2 separate regions of the Mus musculus genome follow, and region 1 is linked to region 2. Evidence: chromatin loops called from intact Hi-C (ENCODE). Cell type or tissue: left cerebral cortex. All regions are shown on one strand.

Region 1 (8,000 bases), 160 kb before region 2:
TCTGCAAAACATACGAGTCTTTACAAATCCTCTCAATTCCAAATCTTCACAAAATCCTGGTCCCTCAGTTCATGGTTTTCAGATGTGAAGCTTCGCTGAAGTGAAAGGTTCTACCTCAGCAAATAGTTGGGAAGATTAAAGATGTAATGAGTCCAATTAATTAAAGTTAACAATTATCCAAAGTAGCATTATAGATTATCAGAATGAAATTGTAGCCTAATGTGTAATCGTTCCAAAGTTAGGCTTACAGATGATCCTATGAAGTCGGCCAACTCTCAAGAATAGGAAAAGAAACAACAACAACAAAAAAAATCACTCTTAAATGTTTCCTTTTAACTGTATCAATCAGTGGAAAGTCTGGAATCCACTTGTACTTATTTGAGAAACCTGTTAAAATATCCAACATCCTCTTAGAGATAAAAAGAAATGTTTATTGGAGTAAGGCGGTTTGTGACTATAGAGGTACAAGCATCTTTTATTTTTAACATCTAAATAAAACAGTCATTCAAAATAAACATTCACAAAAATGAAGGTATTATTCTAAGTTCTGTGGTGCTATGCATGGACTCGAGTTCTGCCCAGGCTAGAGGCTTTAGATTAGCATTCCAAACACCTGGGCTTTTTTTTTTTTTCCAGCTTGAGACTGGAACACACAGAATATAAATTGGACAAAGTAGGATTTATATGATTTCAAAAAAATATGAACCACACCAGTAAACTATGAGTGGAATAAACCGAGGAGAGTAAGATAAAATATGTAACAAGTGAGACAGAATTCTCTAAACATCCAATTTGCACAGACATATGTGCACAGGGCACAGGTGTGCTTCACTTAGGAACTGCATGTGATGGATACATGTGCTGATTCCAGACTCTAACATAACCAGGAAAAGTGGCCACACACCAATCAACAATAGTTACATTAGCAATCGGAAATCACTTTCATTCGAATAGTAACATCATTCCCTTAAAGGGAGCTAAGCCTGGGGTGTATTTTCAAACTAAGTCTAAGACAGACTGTATTCTGTACTTTAAAGGCCACTACATCATGCTTTCTTTGAAAAAAAAAAATGAACAGCAACCAGTTGGCTGCTGAGCACATTTCCCTACAAAGTAGTAACTTTAATTATTACAACAAAGCAGCCCTAGCACATCGCCCTGATTATGCCTTTTAAAGGGGAATGTTCAGTTTGGGCCTTAGGAAATTGATTCTCCTGCTTTCCCAACAATGTCACTTGTGAAAAAATGATGGAGTAGAAAAATGGAATTAAAAAAATCACCGATAGTAATGTTGAGTCAACAAAGTGCAGAGCAATGCTCCTTGTCCACCATCGCCAATTCGATTTTACTGCAGACATGTTCTTACTGCTGGTTCCTCCCTTCAGTCGGGTATTGCTGAGCCTATTTCTCATGGCTAATGAAACACTTCCTCTGCTTTATGCTACCAAAAGAACAGGGATTCCATCTCCATATCATGGTAAATTGCCTTCTGAAGGCTGAGGCATTAGGGCAGGCTCATGTGCTTTGCTCTACAATGCTCTTAGAGGATGCCTAGCTTCACAATGGTGACCGTGTAGTCTGTTACATGGTGGGCAGGTTCTTATCTGACATGAATTCCAAGATGTGGAAAAGGTTTTCTGTCCCAAAGCAAATTATCTGCTTTCCCAAAGATATTAGCTGTCCTAAGCAAAGAAGAATAAACATCTTTCTGAAGTTTTAAGTAAAACTGGAAGAAAGTAACATTCAAAATTCTCTGTAAATTAACCGGACAACAGGAAAGGGGGTTGCGAAGACATGGTATTAGCCACCTCCGGTTGTTTGTGAAGAAGAGGTATGATCACAGGGAGCCGGCTGCAGACGCCAGCTCAGCCCCAACACGTCTCACAGAACTGAGCTGGTCCCGAGAAGAAACAGAGCATCCCTGGGTGTGGCAGGGGACAGAGATGGCTCTGTGACTGAACCACTTAGACGGAACCACTTTCCTCTTCCAATTGTTTGGGAATTTCTACAAAAAAGTCTCAGATTTGAAGTCTAGAAATCCCATTGGGAAGTTGAGTGCATCTTTGGATAGCAGAAAACTAAAGCATTCAAATTCTGAGGCCTTTCTAACTCAACACTAACGGGTTACCTTTTTGCTCAACGATGTCCTGTGGTGTATCCATGAGAAGAGATCATAGTTTGTCTATGACTAACAATGCCATAAAAAGCCTTCCTGTATAACAGAATTTAAAACAAATAGGAAGGAGATCCTGACTCTCACCGTTTGTTATGTATGCGATAGAAGCTCATTAAATGAGCAGATTTACTACTTACTGTTAGAAATCTTGACATTTCTATCACAGGCTTAGACTCTTTAGCACTGTATTACTCAAAGACTTTCCACAGAGATCTTTAAATAAATATAATTCATACAAGAATGTGTGACTTTGGACCACTTGTATTATACACTGCCACACAGCCCAAGCCTCAGAGAGGAGCTGACATCGCCATTAACCGTCTATGGTGGGTGCCGTTCTACTCACCAGCTCTATCTCAACACAGTCGTAAGGGGGAAAGAAAAAGGAAAAAAAAACCTCAAAACTACCAGCTCTCCACCCAAATGCCATTCATCCAAATCCCCGAGCTTGATGGAAATCTAAGACAAACTCGTTTTTCCTGACATGAGTGCTGCATTTAAAAGGTTTAGAAGGCTAGAAAGAGATTCCCAAGCCCATATTTTACAGATTTCCTTACGTAAGTAGGCTTTTGATCAAATGACCTCCTCCTGCTTTCAACATTCATCAAAATGAGTCAACCACAAATGTATTTATTATGTTTTCCTATAGTGAGTCAATTCTTACAGATGCTATTTTTTTCATTTCCAAAGGTTTAATAATTAAAAAGCCACATATATGTATAATTTCAGTTTTAAGCATTTCTCCTACCTGTAGAGCATTTTATAGGAAAAACACTGAAGGCCTAGAGTTATACAGCTGGTTCCCAAAGCTTAAACTTTGATACAATATTTAATAGGAATTTAAAATGGCATTACTCTAATAATTTGACCTTTCAAGTTACATGATAAAATCCCTCCATCTTTTCTGGTGGCATAAGAGAGGTTCTGGGGACCTGTTCCCTACAATGTCCAGTCTGAAAGAATGCATTCATTCCCCTCTTTTCAGGCTTAGTGACATGACTGCAGTCAGGCTGTGGTTCATCTGCCAACTTTACAGCAAACCCAAAAGCTGTAGATGGTTATTCTCAGTCTCACTGATACTCCCTTCAGCAGTGATGTACAAAGGGTCTGTGTGGTGGGGGCTGATGCGGCTCTGTCATCAGAGACACCCCTCACAGCTTGACAGGAGCACCTTTTAGACCAGCATTCACTCACTCACCGACTAGCGGCTCTCACAGATAACCAGCTACACGTCTGCTAAGGGGCACGCCAAGTGACCACTGTCTCAGTCAGTCTGTAGGTTAGGTCTGGGTGGTCACCACACTGGCGTTCCTTTCACTGCAAAGATTTCCATGATCTCAGAAAAAGCACCAGATAACTGTTGGGAAGGGAACACGTACAAGCAAACCCTTTTATTTAAAGGACTAGTTACAGAAATTGATTTCCTAAAATTAAATTATGAAATTGCAGGAACAAGGCTGCCACCCCTCTGAGGAAGTTGTTAAAGCCACTGGTGTAAATATCTAGGATGAACAGACTCAGCCAAAGCCATTTGGAGGTGGGTAGGAAGGTTTTACTGAAACAGAAAACTCTTTAGCATTTTTACAAAATTTTCACTCCCAAATCTATGTGAAATGCCAGCCACCTTCTGCTCTGTCAACACCTGTAGCCTATTACAGACAGCACCCTTGGGATGGCATGAGTTCACTCAATGATAGTTTATGTCATTGGGTATAAATATTTTATGGAAATTTTCCAATTTAACATTTCCTATCATTAAGAAGTCCCAGAATGAAGACAGAAAGTACACATGGTTTATCTCCCACATATTTCACTTGATTAAAAGTATATGGACTACACTAAATTGCTCTTCTTGTAGCTAATTTTTATTTTTGAGTAATGTTTTAACCTCGATGAAGGACTGCATACTACATTAAATTACTCTTCTTGTTGCTAAAATTCAACTTTGCAGTAATGTTTCACCTCGATGAAGGATTGCATACTGATCCCTTAGGAGAGGGATCGCCTTTGTGGGGAGAAGCTTGTAGGTCCTGCCAGGGACTTAAAGCTGTGCAGATACAAGTGATTAGTAAGCATCGCCCAGACAATGCTAACAACAGCAAGCACCAAGCTAAAAGTATGAAGGGGATGACAGAAATCATCAATCACTGATATTTTAAACGACTCTTTAAAAGAATAAAGGGTTGGAAACAGCCGCTCTGTTTCTTGAGGACAGATCACTAGGGACTCCTGGCTGCAGAGCAGCGGGAACTTTTAACTGGCCGCCGGCATGGGCAGCCACCGACCAAAGTGCTCCAATCTGTCGGCAGCTGGCCGGCAAAACCCAGTGACAACCCCAGCGCCACCTGGGGACCCACCAAGGAGGACCCAGAACAGGACAAAAGTCTGGTATCTAAGTACTGGGGTTAGGAAAACACGATGCGCAGGTTCGGCAGCTGCAGGGAGTGAAGGGGTGGGGGACAGCAGTACCAAAAGCTTGTGTGGCCTGTCACATAAGCACCAGTTTATGTGTTAGGGGACAGTTGAAATCCCAACTCAGGACTCCATTCTCCACTAACTTTGTTCTCTCTCCCCAGGCAGCGCACCCCGCTGAGGTAGGAGGTTGTCCCGGTCTCCGGCCGGCTGGCCCCTGGGAAGAAGGAAAAGGATGGAAAGATGCGCTCGCGGGCCACCGTGGCGCCGTAGGGATGCCGTGGTGGTACCTACCATGGTATTCCTGTCCCGGTACGTAGTAGGTGGGGTTGCCCGCAATGTGCAGGGAAATGAGCACCTCGCCCTGCTCCCCATCCCCTTCCAGCTCCCCGTGGTGGGTGCACAGGAAAAAGAAAGGCGAGAAGCGCGGGTAGTAGCCGGTGGCCGCGCGCGCCCTCAGCGTCGCCAGCAGCAGCAGCACGGCCAGGACGAGAGCCCGCGGCGCCCAGCAGCCGCGCTCCATGCCGCCGCGCTCCGTGCCGCCGCGCGCCCCGCGCGCTCTCTCATCCACTTTCGGAGGCACCGGCACGGAGGAGCCGCGTGCGGGGAAGGCGAGCCGGCGGCGGGCTCGAGCCGAGCGGGTCCGGGCAACCGAGCCCGCGGGGGGAAGTTAGCGGGAGACCGAGGCTCCCGAAGTTACTTTGGGCCGCCGGAGCGAGAGCGCGGGGGGAACCGGGGCCGCGGGCGCCGAGAGCGCGTCGTCCGCCTCCGAGCGCCGCCGCCGCCGGTGTGCACGCGACGCCCCTCGGCCGGGCTTGGGAAAGTGCCCGCCCCCTCCGCACCTTCTTAAAGCCCCGGGCGCCGCCCCCTCCCCCGCCGCCGCCACACGTGTCCCAGCCGCGCCCCCGCCCCCGCGCCCGTCCCCGCCCCCTCGGGCTTGCCCGCACCTCGGGCTGTGCCCGGAGCACACGCGCGCCTCCCGCCCACGGCCCGCTCCGCCCGGAAGGGCAGGGCTGCTCGGCCGCTGCGCGAACGAGAGCGGCCAGAGACCGACGGGCTGCCCCGGGGAACCGGAGCCCCGGGCTCACGGCTGCCCGTTCTGCGAGGACGCGCGGGGAAGCCGAGGGCGGCGGGGACCGCGCTGTTCTTTGTCTACGCCGGCTGCAACCCTCGCCCCTCGGGGCCCGCCGCCCCCCAGTCCCCACGGCCAGCGCTTGTCCTGGGGACCCTCCCGTCAGTGGCCCCAACCGCGACGGTGCCCCGCGCGCGCGAGCCCTTTCCAGTCAGGCCTCGCGGCCCCGTCGCTGCCCCGGCCCGGGTCTTCAGTGGCAGCCAGGCTGAAAGGGAGATTGGGTGACGGTGCGATTGCCACCTGGAGTGGTGCGGGGCCAGATCGTCGGGCTTCTCGGCCGTGGGGATTGTGGTGAGGGGACCCGACAGGCGAGCTTCGCCGGACTCTGTATTTACGCGTTGCTAGGGGATTCCTCGGACGGAGATGGGGGTAGTAAATTTTAGGTCCGAGTTTATTACTTCTACATGTCATGCATGACCACTGTCACTGGGGTGGGGGAGGGGAAGGCATGCAGAGGAGTGGCTGGCAGCAGCAATGAAACCGGCGTTAATGAGCTATCTCACGCAGGACTGCGGGCAAGTGAAACCATCCAGAAGCACGTTTTTTAACCGAGCACCGCTGGCAGGAGCCCCGAGGCACCCAGAGACGGGAGAACAGAGCTGCCAGGTTTTAATGCATTTCTCCAGGCTCAGCACCAAGCCAAAATAAGCCTTGCTTGTAAAGAAACCAGGAAACTGTAATGTCAGAAATGGTAGTCTTTGCCTGAGTTTGGGAGAAGGGCGTCAGAAGGCAAGATCCAAAGGGAGACCTCTGTGGTAATTTCATTGCAAAAGATTTTTTTTTTTCTGCCACATTCACAGTTTCAGCAGATAGGAAGGACCTAACTGCCTGTTGGTCTCCATTACTTCCAATCCTCCCAAAGTTCAACAGCACACATATTCATACACGCGACTAATATTACACTAGAGCAAAGTGCCATGCAGGCTGCACAGGCTTGTAGATCATTAGCCTAATGTAATCCTAACACCACCACCGGAAGAAGCAAAACTTCCCCCATTTCACAGGGGAGAAATCAGAATAGCTTGCCCCAAGTAAGACGAAGGCTGACTCTAAAGATGCCTGGCCTGCCACTGTCTACAGCCCGAGCTCGAGCTCGGGAGGAAACCAGCACGACCGGACCACCTACTTTGGGCAGGCCCAGGAGACACCTGCCTCCTCCTCCAGCCTAGATTAGCTTCGGTTTAGCTGCAGCAGCCATTATGATAAAGCTTGGCCAGAGCAGCTGTTTACATTCAAATTCAAATTCTTCAGTCACATTAACCACATTTTAAAATAACCCACAGCTACATATGGCTAGCAGGTATTGAATCAATGCAGACTTACAGCACTGTCATATACAGAAGAGAAAAGGCCAATGTGAGGTCTAGCCATTCAGTTACATTTGCCAACTACCTCCTATACACCAAATGGCTGGATGCCATGCTCTGAGCTGTAGCCGACATGTGCTGGACCACATGGAACTCAGAATCTAGTGCTGGGAGAGGGTAAATTCAAACAGTAGGAGAAAATTACTTCCAATGGAGGTAAATGTTAGGCAAAAGCAAAACAGAAATATATGATTTACAGGGCAAAGAGCGTGCCCTCCACCGAGACGTCAGGAAAAGCTTCCCTGACAGAGTGCAGGGAGAGCTGGGACTTTTCAGTGTAGAAGACCCTGTGAACATGTGGGCATGTGGGAAGAACACTGCGGCCAGGAAACCAGAGTCCAAAGGCCCTGAAGCAGCACTGTGCTTGAACATGCAAGGCTCAGGAAAGGCAGCGGAAAAACAGGAAGGATGCTGGGGGCTGAAGCAACAGATTCGGAACACCTGGTGATGGGGAAACTCGGGCCAGAGATGATGTGAGGAAAATGCCAAAAGTTAGGTTTGTGGCTTCTCGCCAGCTTTTAAATACATACATATACAATAAAGTATTTAATTTATAGCACAGTTTCTAGCTCATTCTTTAGTTCACCACATGCTAATTGAACAACTATGGTATGCAAAACCCTTTGTTAAGCTCAGGGAAAAAGCAGTTCCTGCCCTGTGGATGTTCCCTTTCAGTGGGAGAGACAGATATCTATTACTATGATCAATTATAGTTACAAAATTGATACATAGTCTTGGAAAAAAGAGGGCAGCATTGGCTTAAGTGAGGAAGGCGCTGACTCTAACAATCTACAAGAAGCTGACTTAATAAAGAAGAAGGTATCTCTGGTGGGGGTGAGGAGGGAGGGCAAAGCATCTCTGTGCAAGAAAGAACTTGGCAGAAAGGAGATGAGAGCTCTTGACACTGGTGCAG
Region 2 (8,000 bases):
CTAGTAGTTTGTTCTTTAAAACTTTGCTGACTAGCTGTCACTGTTTTGCTCAACTTGACACAAACTAGAGTGATCAAGTGAAAAATACAGACCCCCAGATTAGTCTATAGATAAGGATATAGAGTTGTTTTTGTTTGTTTGTTTGTTTGTTTGTTTTGATTAATGATTGATATGGGTGGGCCCAGCCCACTCTGGTGACCCTAGGCAGATGGTCTTGGTGGTATAAAAAGCAGTACATGAGTCATGAAAAGCAAGCCAGTAGGAAGAGATTCCCATGGTCTCTGCATGACTTTCTACTTCCAGGTTCCTGCCCTGCTTGAGTTCCTAAGTTGGCTTCTCTCAATGGATGGAGTGTGATCAGGAGAGAGAGCCAAATAAGCCCTCTCCTCCCCAAGTTGCATTTGGCCATGATCTCTCTCAGAGCAATAGAAAGCAAATTAGGATAGCCACAGACGCCTCAAAGTAGACCCAGCCACTTCTCTGACAATCATCATAGGGACTTTCTCCTCCTACCATACCTCAATTTCGAGTGAGACTGTGTTCTTCACTCTTTTTCTTGATGTCACCTCCAAAACAAGCCCACATGGTTCCGTCCTACCTAAGGTTTTACTGAACTGGAAAGGACAAGAGTATTTTGACTTATATTTATCAGTGTAAATTGTAAGGTGAATAATTAGAGTTCATCTTCCTAAAACTCAGCCCAGAGGATGGAAAGTGATACAGGAAGTGGTGAGGATAGTGATGATATATCGGAAAAGGCTTCAGAAATACAAGGTCACAGTGAAATATAAGTGGAGAAAAGCTACATGCGAAATGGTGAATGTAAAAACCTAGAAAAGGCTCAAGTGTGAGTCCACAGGACGAAGGCCATATGTATGTAGGAAGATACAGGAGATTTGTGTCTAGGAGACTGAAGCTAATTGTTATAGATCTTTCTGACTGTAGTGAGGAGAGTGGGTTATATTTAGATAAGAGTAGAGACAATCAATTAGGAGGCTACTAAAGAGTGAGAGAACATCACTGAGTGGTAAAGCCACCAATGTGTGATCTACAGAAGGACTACAGACCTCACAGAACAGTGAGTAGACATGGACAGTACGGGAGAAAAGAACAAGGTCACTCTCAAATTCTAGGCCTCTGCAGCACGGCAGACCGCAGTGCTGACCGCTCAAACAGGACCAGGAAGGAAAGATCAGCCTTTCTTTTCTTGTTTATGCGTGAAAACAGATCAGACTTTCTGAATTCAGTCTTGAGTTGGACTATAATGTCTAATAAAGGTCAAAAATATGAAATATGAAAATGAAATGGCCTTTAACAATAATGGGACTTACTAATGGTTGTTGAAGTTGTAGGTATAGCTAAAATTGCTTAGGAGAAAAGTGTATTATGAGAAAAGAAGCTGGGATCAAGCCTCAAGGAACAACTAACTCCGTTTAAAGGTCAGGTAGAGAGAACAGGCTGGCAAATGAACCCCAGCAAAAACAGACAAAGAAACCAAGAGAAAAGCCAGCACCATGGAGTCAGGGTCTCCAGAAGAGGGCTTCAGAACCACTGGGAAAACAAGCAGCTGGGGAGGAGTGCCCTCTGGGGAAGTGGAGGGGGAGGCGTTCTGAACAAAGGCAGGTGAAGAATTCCTTAGGCAGGGAGGGTCCCCATGCCCACTCTACATACACTCAGGCAGGGAGATATAGATGGCCACCCGCAGTAATGGCACTGACAGGGTTCTAAACCAATGGCTTCAGTATTTCTGAATGAAGCATGGAAAGGGGAGCACAGGCGTCAGGATGTATAGTTTACTTACAGTCAGGAATCTAGTAGGCAGGACAGAATGCTATAAACTACACGCTAAACTGTCCTGGCTGGGAGTCTGAAGCAGGGTAATCATCCCTGAGGAGAACAAGGAAAGAGGAGGGGTCATGGGAATGATTTCATGACAGACAGCAAGCAGCCTTGGAGGATCTGCTGCCACTAGAGAGAGGGGTAGTCTAGGCAGTCAGTTAAGGACGTGAGGAAGAGGACTGGGGAAGGTGGTAGCACGTGGGATGGAGAGAGACAGAGCTCAAGCCAGCACCTGCTAGTGTGTGTCATAAGATGTCACGCGAGAGCAGGAGGGCTGATGAGGGAAGAGGATGCCCTTGTGGTGTGGAGTGTCATGTTTCCATACATATGAGCTTTGGTAGCCAATGATCTCTGGAATCCAACCTTCCTATATATAGTACTGCAGTCAATTCATTTCTGTCATCTAACACACTAGCTGCGACTTGTAACTTTACATCATTGATAAACTAGATTAGAGGATGCTACAATGGAACTTATTCAATCTTGGCAGCTAAATGATCTTTTCTTGTTTAAATGACTTTTTATTATATTAGGAAGGATACTTTTAGTTAGCATACAATTTGCATAACTGTGACATTTTACACAATCAGATAATCTACACTTACCGTGCAATAGCTCTGATGAAATCTAGAGAAACTGTGCATTTGTATTTTGGCCCATTAAGTTGATCTTCATGACCAACTATGGTTAACAGCTGTAGAGTCACTAGGGAGGTAATCTAAAAATGAAAGGATATTCTTATGAGAAAATTTAATGAGACTGAATGATACCTTTATTTACTTACAGTGCTATTAATAAAGACATAAATGAATCCATACAAATACAAGTATTGTAAACTCTGTACACCCAAATTTGTATGTGTGTTTGAAAACCTAGCTTAAGAACGATGGGTACTCACTAAAGAGTCCTGGATTGTTAACAGATGATTTAAAATATAACATTTTCTCACATAACCATCATTTGCATGTATACAGGTTCCTATGTTTGTGTGTGTGTGTGTGTGTGTGTGTGTGTGTGTATGTTTAGTACACTTAAGTATACGTGCGTGTGGAGGCCAAAGACAAACTCAGGTGTCATTCCCCAGAAGCCATTTATCTTTTTAATTTTTGAGACAGGGTCTCTCTTCTAAGGACCCAAGGTGTATTTACCACTTTGGCTAGGTTGGTAGGCCAGTGAGCTTCGGGGGTCTGCCTATCTCTGCTTCCCAGGCTCTGAGATCACAAATGGGTGCTATATTTTTGCTTTTAGTGTGTGTGCTAATGACCAAATCCAGGTCTTCATACATGCAAGCACTTTACTAAGTGAGCTAACTCCTGTCCTAAATAGAATGTGAAATGAATGGAAGAGTTAAGACATTCTCCCACGGCAAAGCTAAATTAACTGCAGCCCTGTTTTCCATAGGGATTCACTTCCTAAAATGCTTGAAAGTTTTACAAGCTCCTGGATTATTAAAGGCTGGTCTACTTTGTACTTCTTTTAATGTAAGAGAAAACATTAATTACCTCTTACTTTACCAGCAATTTTTTCCTTATACTTCTTATAACTTCTATTTTCCTATAAATTAAACACTATCTCATATTTAATTAGGTTCTTATATTGCCTATTATTCTTCATCCACCATTTTCACGGACAAACATCACATATGTCTTTAACTGAGCTAGGTTAAAATTTCAAACACATTTTCAGTTATCTAAGCTTATGCTTACAGGACAGTCACAGTGACTGTGCAAAGCTTGGAACAAATAAACCACTTTGAGATCACTTTCAGTTCTACCATTTATAAACCAATCAAGTAAAGCGTGCAAAAACATGATAATATCAGTCAAAGTCATTTCCGAAATATGAGTTTAATGATGATATCAGTTTTTAGGGAGCTAGGGGGCTGTTTTAAGAAAGCTAGTGTTAAACCATTCAAACCTAAACAAAATAATTCATCTAGACTTTGTATACAAAAAGCATAATTTCAGTGCTATTCATTCCACAACGTTGTCATTTGAGAACTAACAGTAACATATGAATACACAGTTCAGGAAAACACCTGTTATATAAAATAGTATAAAAAATACTGATGCTTTAAGAATACTTTGTTAAAAATTTTAAAAATTTCCCAGTTTATTATAAAGTTGCTAGAGTAAAATCAGAATATATCAAAGCACAAAAATAATTTATGGGCTTAATTCTTTAAATCTCAAACACATCAATTTAAAACTCTAAATCAAAACTTTTAGAAAAATGTAAGAAATTATTCCTAATTTTGCATAAATATAAGGACATTTACCCTTTCCATCATCTCATCCTTAATTATCTATTTTTATCCATTAAACTCTCGTGGACTTTCTCTAGAATGTGAACATTCAAAGATTACAACACAGAAAATAATTTTTCTTGTTTAACTTCAAATATTCCTAACAATCCAAGAGAAGCAGGTCTCCATGCTTACAGCTAACTAGCTTGAGGCCGTCAGTGTACACATCAGACATTGCTAGACACAGGAGCTCCCCTGCCTACTCCAGCACACACATAAGACAAAGACAAGATGGTCTTTCTCATCTAGCTCTTCAGGATTCACTGACAAATACGATACCCAAGGAAGAGATACAGAAGAGTCACTTCTGTCATTACACTGCTAGGAGCAGAAGCTGATTCATAGCTTCTCTAGTTTCAGCAAGGAAAGAGAGAAGAGTCTGTAGGTTATAAAGTAACATCTCAGAAGGACTTAATCTTCCTTGGAGAAAAGCTCACTAAACAATGACAAAACATCCTCTACTTGAACATTACAGGCAATCTATTTTTAGTACTTCTAGTTTACAGAAGGCTTGTCATTCAATTGAACTTTGAATTACCCTGAACATATTTCAAAATAAATGTTCAAAAGCTTTACAGGATTTAGAAAAGGATAACCACAGGAGAAGTAACTTCCAGTTCCAATAAGATGGCATAGATTCAGATATCCTGCTTCCCCTGGGAGTAACTAACACAGGGACAACCAAGGAGGCCAGGGAAGGACTGCGGCCAATGCAGGATGCCAGGCCCCGAGGAATAACACAGAGGTAAAAACTTGGAAATTCCTTGTCCAACAATAGAAAGTAAGTCAGGCTTAGCACTGCAGTGCATGAGCCAGCAACACCAGACTTATGGCTAGCCTTTTTCTCCCCATGGACAGAAGACAGTGCTGTGAAAATGAACTGAGAAGTCTGTGTCTGGCAAAACTACCATTTGCAAATTAAGTGGAAATGGACATTCTTAAACAAGAGAAAATTAGAGAATTTGCCACTGGCAAAGAATAGCCAAAAGAAAATTCTTCAAACAAAAGTATAAAAGGAGCAGCAAGCATCAAAAAAGGAAAAGAACAACAGAAAGCAAGTACGTAGAAAAATGCAACACATCCTGTGTCTAATACTTGATTAAAAATTATAGCAGCAGCATATATTTAGGCCAATGCTATTTAGTCAGTGTACATAGCAAGAGAACAGCTTCATATAAAAATCTGCAGACTAAATTCCAGAGTAGATTCATTTATAAAAGTTAAACCAAAAACCTCTACCAACCACCTCTAAACTAAAATACTTGAAAGAATGTATATGTCAAACGGGTTAATGTTTAAAAACCGGTACAGTCACATCACAGAGCACTAAGCAATAAAAACAAAGAAAGGGGCTGGGGAGATTGGTCAGTGGGTAAGTACTTGTTTAACAAGCATAAGGGACCTGAGAGGTGGTTAGGACTCCCTAGCACTCACACAAAAAGCTGGTGTGGCAATATGCACCTGCAATCACAACTCTGGGGAGAGTAAAGACAGGGATCCCAAGAGTGTGATGCTCAGCTAGTCTAGTAAAATGGCAAAAGATCATGCCTCAGAAAATAAGGCAGCGTGACAGAGGAAGACACCCAACACTGACTTCTGCCAGGGACACCTGTCACATCTACACAAAGGTACACGCACCTATACAGGAGCCCACACTATTGATACATGAAAGATGAATCTCAGCTACCACAGACTGGGAAAGACAAGGGAGACTTAAGGGTATAGCTGTCAATGAAAAATCGGTAGATCCTTATAATGATGAAAATGGTTTGTACCTTAATTGGAGGAGAAAATGTCTCTATGGCCAAATGTAGAGATGTATATAAGGATGAATAGATGTAGGGAGAAACACTTGGTGGTCTGTCCTCAGGGTTCTATCCTTAGTACCCAAACCAAACAAACATTTTAAAAATTAGCGGGCCTTGCTGCCCACCCACAAAACAACAACCCCAACAACACCAGTCATATAGCAAATGTGTATGAGAAGTGGGGCAGTTAGAATAAGATCAGCAGACTACATCAATGCCAACTTCCTGACTGGGATACTTTTAGCTGGACCTTGTGCAAAATGTCCCTGCTGAGCGAAGTCAGTGAAGGACACACAGGAAGACAAGGTCTGGAACACCATTTACAACTGTAGGTGAATGTATAATTATCTAGAAAGAAAGTTGAATGAAGAAAATATAAGTGAAACAACAATATGAACTAACCAGTACCCCCAGAGCTTGTGTCTCTAGCTGCATATGTATCAGAAGATGGCCTAGTCGGCCATCAGTGGAAAGAGAGGCCCCTAGGTCTTGTAAACTTTATATGCCTCAGTACAGGGGAATGCCAGGGCCAAGAAGTGGGAGTGGGTGGGTGGGGGAGTGGGTTGGGGAGGGTGTGGGGGACTTGTGGGATAGCATTGGAAATGTAAATGAAGTAAATACCTAATTAAAAAGAAAAAAAGAAAAATAAGTACATAAACGCTCTTCTGTTTCACCAGGGTGCTATGAGGAATAACTAATAAAAATGACATGAATGTAGCCGGGCAGTGGTGGTGCACGCCTTTAATCCCAGCACTCGGGAGGCAGAGGCAGGAGGATTTCTGAGTTCGAGGCCAGCCTGGTCTACAGAATGAGTTCCAGGACAGCCAGGGCCACACAGAGAAACCCTGTCTAAAAAACAAAAAAACAAAAACTGACATGAATGTACTTATATTAGAATGGAAGTGCCATATAAATACTAAATAATAAAAAATCATAAACATACAACAAGGGGTGTGTGCATAGCAAACAAGTATGCTTTTGAAATAACAGACAGTAAATACAACTTTTTTTTAAAGAAAGAAAGAAAGAAAGAAAATATAAACACTGATAAGATATTCAGAGACCCTAAAAACCATTACCTTTATTTCAAAATCTAGGAAGATACAAAAATCTTTCAAAATTAAAGCATGTTGGGACTATATTTATCAAGATTTCTAAAACGTTTGGGTACAATATGGCCTTAGGTGGGAAACAGTGATGTAGCACTGGAGTAGGTTTTTAAGCACATAAGATCTTCCACTTAAAGAACACAATTGGTTATGGTTTTGAAGCCTGCCCTCAAGTAGGGCTTTCAGTCAAACCCTCCATGCAGTGAGTCTACACTGCTTTTCACAACTCTGTCTGAGTCTGGAGCTATGAAACATTATTTATTTATTTATTTATTTATTATATGTAAGTACACTGTAGCTGACTTCAGACACTCCAGAAGAGGGAGCCAGATCTCATTACAGATGGTTGTGAGTCTGGAGCTATGAAACATTATTTATTTATTTATTTATTTATTTATTTATTTATTTATTAATTATATGTAAGTACACTGTAGCTGACTTCAGACACTCCAGAAGAGGGAGCCAGATCTCATTACAGATGGTTGTGAGCCACCATGTGGTTGCTGGGATTTGAACTCCGGACCTTCGGAAGAGCAGTCGGGTGCTCTTACCCACTGAGCCATCTCACTAGCCCCCGAAACATTATTTTTTAATACTACAGGAGGATTATAGTAAACCCAACCTGAGTGTTTCTCCCCCAGTTCTTACCTTTTATTCTATTCTTCAAAATGGCGATTTATTTAAGAGCTATAAAGACCACTTAGATTTTAAGTATATTAATAGAAAAATTTGTAGTGTAAAAATAATTACAAATTATTTTTGAAAAAAAGAAAATTCTGAGGCGACTGCTCCGGGCTAAGACACTTGCTACTCTCAACTCCAAGAAGCATACTGGGAGGTGCACAACAGTTACAGGAACCACATTTGCTCTTCTGGTCTCACTATGCACACTAGCACGCGCGCACACACACACACACACAAAATCAATACAGCTTTAAA

Evidence for each region. A loop is a pair of places that touch in the nucleus more often than their neighbours do. Peaks named below come from ENCODE experiments on the same cell type or tissue, not always from the same donor. Only the 100,000 strongest peaks of a DNase experiment are listed, where the experiment ranks them.
Region 1: a loop joins it to region 2, with 2.7 times the contacts of the local background. A loop is called at or near these places in 3 of 42 quality-filtered maps.

Annotation. Positions count from the first base shown.
Region 1 is chr5:22,339,298-22,347,297 of GRCm38, forward strand. Reln (reelin) reads right to left here and starts at 5,408. Exons shown (of 65, transcript NM_011261.2): 1 at 4,883-5,408. The coding sequence starts at 5,111. In left cerebral cortex, no CTCF peak of the experiment used is centred here; DNase peaks (open chromatin) are centred at 4,506, 4,865, 5,097 and 6,255; H3K4me3 peaks cover 2,463 bases; H3K27ac peaks cover 382 bases.
Region 2 is chr5:22,497,532-22,505,531 of GRCm38, forward strand. Orc5 (origin recognition complex, subunit 5) reads right to left here. Exons shown (of 14, transcript NM_011959.3): 13 at 2,445-2,557. Among named protein-coding and RNA genes, the nearest start is that of Gm22887, 33 kb to the right of the region's middle. In left cerebral cortex, no CTCF peak of the experiment used is centred here; no DNase peak of the experiment used is centred here.